Regions from separate parts of the Mus musculus genome. Here region 2 is linked to region 1. Evidence: chromatin contacts called from ENCODE Hi-C or POLR2A ChIA-PET data. All regions are on one chromosome and are shown on one strand. The core of a region is the stretch at or near the end of the contact, and the rest is flanking DNA. Distances in the headings are between cores, read along the strand shown.

Region 1 (2,700 bases), core at 185-2,684:
GGCTGCCTCACCCAGCCTTAATAGGATAAGATGCCTCTGGTCTTACTGCAACGAGTCATGCCAGGGCAGGTTGATATCAATGGAAGGCCTCCCCTTTCTGAAGAGAAATAGAGGATGAGTGAATGGGGGGTAGGGGCTGGGAGGAGAAGAAACTGTGGTCAAGATGTAAAGTATATTAATCAATTAATTGATTAATTTAAAAAGATAAAATCTTATGTAGTCCAGGCTGGTTATGAAATTCTGATATTCATGCCTCTACTTCTCAAGAGCTAGGATGGTAAGTGCTACCACACCCAGCTCAGACAGACCATTTTGTAATTCCAGTAGACCAAAACAAAGACAAACTCAGTAATCAGGTATGAATACAAAAATCAATCAAGAAGAACATTTTGCCAACTACAAAAATCACTAAGTACTTTCCCCATCTCTTCTAACGTGAGGGCTTTTTTTCACTAATCATAGATTAATCCTCACTTGATTCTTTTTATGCAAGAAGCATTAAAAACTTGATAATTACTCTCATCTCCTGATAGCATCTACTTACTTGAGCAGTCCCTTCAGTCACCTGAGTGGATCACCTGACGCCCCAGCTGAGCATTCTTTCAAACAGTGGGGCTTTGCAGTTCCCTGTGGTTACAAACACAGGTGTTTTTTTGTTGTTTTGTTTTTTAACTACAAGCGCATACTCCGAGGCCTTCCTAAATGGCAGCTGTATCTCCCCAGGGAAAATAGATGATACATCCAGAATTGTCTAGCAAAGACTCCATAAACAAGGAGTCATGTACCATATAAGGAAGCTTTAGTCAAAAAAGGACACATAATTAATAGTCCCAGATGATTATATCGCCTAGGACGTTGTAGTGTCTTTACTTATATGGTATGAAGTTCGTCAACAAGTTAATTACCTACTCTACACATTTCTCAACATAGCCCCTTTATTGAGCTAGTTAAGACTATTTCGAAGCTTCCTGACAGACTGTAGCTTGCTGGGCTGTTTCTCCTCAGAGGACGGCTTCGTTCCTCGGTCTAACTATGGAAAACCAGGGAAGAATCTTCTGAAGTAAAAAGCTAGAAGGTTAAACTTCTCACGAAGTGAAACGCTTCTACTGAGGTGCATTCCTCGAATACTAGACCGATTCTAGGGGAAAGCGTGAACTCAGCTCCACGGGTTCATATTAGGGTTTCCACTAAGTTAAACCTGAAAAATGGCCCCAAATTCACTTTACAAGCAACACAGCACTTTTCGAACCTCTTAGGTAACCAGCAGCACAAGAACCCGAACATCCTGACATGTTTAAAACAGTCGTGCACGCCCTCGAAACTCCCGAAGCGCACAAGCGCCGGTCTTTTCTAGCCAAACTACAAGTCCCAGTATGCCCGGCGCCGGGGAGTCGCCGAATAACTCGCGCCACGAGAAGCACGTAAGGTTGGCTTTACTGTACGCCTGCGCTTTGGCGAGCTCTGCGCAGGCGCACTTCCAACGTTTGAGAGGAGGGCGGGGTGTCGCTCCCTTTCGCTGATGCAAGAGCCTAGTGCGGTGCTGTGAGAAGTATCGGTGGGAGCTACGCTGACTCCGGGCCGTGAAGCCGACCGGTTTGACTTTTCATCCCTGCCGAACCCGCTCGAACTACAGCCATGTCCGGGGACGAGGTGAGAGGCTGAGCTGGAGTTAGGGCTAAGGACTGAGGCAGGAAGCCGAACCCACACCTGTGTGAGAAGCCGGGCCTGCGGCCTAGCTGTAGCCGGCCGCCATGTGGAGCAGCCCGGCCTAGGCGTCCCGGAGCTGTGGAGCCGGCGAGGACTCTGGATCCTCAGACTTGGTCTCCCTCGGCTCTCCTCAGGGCGGCGGCGAGGCCTGTCTCCCACGGTGATCGGCGTTTCGGAATGGAGAGCGTGTTGAGCCGTCCTCTCGGAAAGGGGTTGAATGCCGAGTTAGTTTGCCCGGCCGCCCCGGCATTCCTTTCCTCACACACATAGCCGCCTCGGCTCTCACGGCTGAGGGGTCAGGGTGCCCTGCGAGGCCCCTCTCGGTTCCGGTGGAGCACCGAGGTTAAAACTTTGTAGGCTGCCTTTTCCGGGCGGATATCTCGCTCCCGTTTCCCGCTCGAGGCCTTATTTCTTAAGACAGGAACCCAAAGAGCCAGAGGAGAAGATATTTTAAGTCTCAGGAAGTGACCACCTTTCGAGAAAAGTTTTCGGGCCCGAGTCCCAAAGTTTCCTTTACAGGCGAGGTGAGCAGGAAGGTCCGGCTGTGAAACTGACTGGGTTTGGATCTCAGAATTTTTCAAGCCCCGTCCCCCGTTTTATTGTGTCTTTTTTTTTTCTTTTAAATCTTTTTGGGTTTTGCCTTTTCCAGATTTATCCTAGTTCACATACCATTAAATGACTTTAAAGAAAAAAGAGTGGTCTTGGCTTAGATATTGCTTAGCATTGGGCCTAGAAGCCTAATCCTAGCCCCAAGGAAGTACTTTACGAAGAATTTGTGACTTACTTGACTTACAGGCCTAGGGGAGGGGTAAGAGGAATAGTTGAAGGTTCTGTGCAGAGTTGGCTTTTGAATGGGCTCTAGAAATGATCAGAATTTTCTCAACCAATGAGAAAACTGATCACAAGGCGTTTATGGTCAAGAAGGGAGAAAGTGCATAGAAAGTGAAGTATTCACTAGTTTGGTTGAAGTAGATGCTGGTTAGTTTATGGAGG
Region 2 (2,700 bases), core at 144-2,643, 160 kb before region 1:
GGCTATCTAAAATTTTGTGTCTTTGGGAGTCTAAGCTCAAGATTTTTAGAATTAAAAAAAAAAAGGCTGGGACTACTGCCTGGCGTAAGAAAAACTCTCAGGTCCAAACATCCGTGTGCCCTTGTGACTAAAAGAGGAGTGGGTTTGGGTGGTGACTTTGATTGAGAGCCTCTTAAAAGTTCTGGAATCCTCAACCCAAATCCTTTTGGATTTAGAAAGCCATTGCAAATGCACGGTCCCGCCTCCCCTCGCCCACCCGGCTGAGACTGCTAATGGAATTCTGAACATCTTAAGATTTTTGTGCTCCCGCTTAAGAGAATGGGTGAAAAGACTGGAAGGTGGTTCCCTAATGGCTTCTTTCCCTTAGTTTGGAGGCAGCCTAGACACTGGCAGACTGGAAGGAACTGCCAACATTGTGCCCATCCCTAAGATGCAGCAACAGCAACCACGCGAGCAGCTGTAGGCGCTATGTAGTTTCCCTATGGGCAAGAGTGGCTGGCGCGTGCGCAGACTGCGGGGTATCCGCAAGGACCAGACTCTATAATGGAAAGCGGCCGGAAGCTTTCGGCTTTTAAAAGAAATAGTCACACTTCCTCGGCAGCCTAAAAATATTATTGTATTCTGATTTTAGCTTCCACTAGGTTTCCTAGAAAACCGGTTTTTTGAAAGCGCCCACAAGTCACAACCACTGACCACGCCCACCCACAAGCCCCACCCACAGAGACCCGCCCCTCAGCCTAGAAGCGCGGGACCCTGAAGCCCCGCCCAATCACCCGTTCCCGAAGCTGCGCGCGCAGCGAAGAAGCTGCGTCAGCAGTTGGGGTTGAGTACTCGACAGGTGCAGGCGCTGCCGAAGAAACGGCACTGGCAGGAGGCGCACGGGTCGCAGCAGGCGGGTGCGGGTGGCTTGCAGCTGTCGCGGGTGGCCACGCAGGGCGAAGGTGGCGGGGGCCTTGCCACCTTCTTCATCGAAGCCTTTTTCTGTAGGAGAGACGTTGAGGACTACTGAACGGGCTACGCCATCCTGCGATGCTCATGTACTGTGGAGGTCCAGGACCAGAGACCTCTGCCCCCCTTTTTTTTCATGCACACAGGGCATCCCAGTGGGTCCTTGCCCTCCACCCCAACCTGCACATCGCCTTCATCTTCAAGCTTACCTAGCTCTGACCTGGCCCTTTTCTTAGGCCCCACTTAGCCCCAATTTTAAACAACCTTCCGGTTTGAAGCCTGTCACCATCCGTGTTATCCATTGCCCCTGGGTTAGGCCACTCACTGTCTTCTTTCCCTTAGCCACCCTGTCCTCTAGAGTTAACATCCTCCAGTGGCCAAAGAAGGCCCTTCCTATGACCTCATCGTCCGCTTAAGGGCTCCCAGTGATTTCTCTAGGGAGAAACAAACTTCCTTTTGGCCCTGGAGGACTCCTGTGTTTGGCATCTGTCCTTTGGGCTAGCTACCCCATAGCCTAGAGACATTCTAGCACTGGTAGTCAGGTCCTGTGTGCTGAGGAACCGAGTTTTCTATTTAAGTGTAACGTAAACATATATTTTCCTGTTAAACATAAATACTAGGTCCACATTTAGCGTTGGAATTGATGTGTGCAGTGACAGCTATTTACCAGATTTTAAAGACTGCACAAAAGTAACTTTAAAAAAATTTTTAGATGTTGAAATAGTAATACTTTATACCGAGTTTTAAATATTGTTAGTCTTTTAAGGCAGCTATTAGAAAATACAAAATTATACATTTATGGCTTATACTGTGTTTCTACTGGACATTGCTCTAGATTACTAATTTTTTTTGTTTAATGCTACTTCTCTAGGCTTTCCCCATGCTTTAATTCCTTTACAGTATGTATCATATAAGACTTTAGATTTCTTTATTGATTTACTTGAAGGCTGGTTTCCCCACTCAGACGTAAGCTCCACACAGCTATAATCTCTTGTTTACTGCTGTATTGCCAGCACCTAGCATGTATATGTATTTTGTTCAGTGCTCCCTGCTTTGGTTATAGTTGATCCAATTAATTGAGCCACACTACACAGGAATAGTATGTGCATTTCAACAATGCCTCAATCTGCTATTTATCAGAGTGTAGGAACCTGTATTATCGTAGTATGATTTTAGGTATAGGTACAAAAACATGAAATGGTCCTCAGTCAGCGAGAAAGCATTCTTTTTTCTGTCTGTTTCGGTTTGGAAGGCTCTGTTTGGTCCTAGCATGTCCTTAATTGCTTTTTTCAAGGCATTCTAACTGCCTTTTAACAAAGTGTGTTTTAGTAGCCTGTTTCAACTTGTGGGTCAAGAACCCCTACGGGGTCCTAATAACCCTTTCACAGGGGTTGCCTAAGACCACCGGAAAACACAGATATTTGCATTATAATTCATAACAGTAACAAAATCACAGTTATGAAGTAGTAATTAAAATAATTTTAAGGTTGGAGTCACCACAACATAAGGAACTGTATTAAAGGGTTAAGGAGCCTCTAGCACATATTAACATCCAGCTGACTTTAACATGGTATTTATTATTAATTATTAATTATTTGCCATAGTGGGAATTGAACCCAGGGCTTTGTGTGTTACAGGCAAGCTTTAGTACCCCACTATATCCCCTCATTTAACAATATTCATTTTGTGAGAGCATCTCAATTTGCTTAGGTGGTCGTTGAATTTGCTGCAAAGCTCCAGCAGCCCTTGAAC

Evidence for each region. A loop is a pair of places that touch in the nucleus more often than their neighbours do. ChIA-PET counts read pairs that join two places held with the same protein, here RNA polymerase II (POLR2A).
Region 2: POLR2A ChIA-PET joins it to region 1 with 12 read pairs in embryonic stem cell. The contact joins the enhancer-like site here to the promoter of Eif2s2 in region 1. A Hi-C loop is called at or near these places in 1 of 37 maps with a recorded cell type or tissue (Patski). POLR2A ChIA-PET finds 5 or more read pairs at or near these places in 3 of 5 experiments (Patski and embryonic stem cell).

The regions. Positions count from the first base shown.
Region 1 is chr2:154,891,640-154,894,339 of GRCm38, reverse strand. It overlaps Eif2s2 (eukaryotic translation initiation factor 2, subunit 2 (beta)), which reads left to right and starts at 1,434. Exons shown (of 9, transcript NM_026030.2): 1 at 1,434-1,650. The coding sequence starts at 1,636.
Region 2 is chr2:155,048,909-155,051,608 of GRCm38, reverse strand. It overlaps a (nonagouti), which reads right to left. Exons shown (of 4, transcript NM_015770.3): 4 at 597-981. The coding sequence ends at 811. Among named protein-coding and RNA genes, the nearest start is that of Gm39965, 4.6 kb to the right of the region's middle. Within about 2 kb of position 1,393, at least 1 of the 3 ENCODE cell types and tissues checked has a DNase peak (open chromatin) inside an H3K27ac peak, as active enhancers do.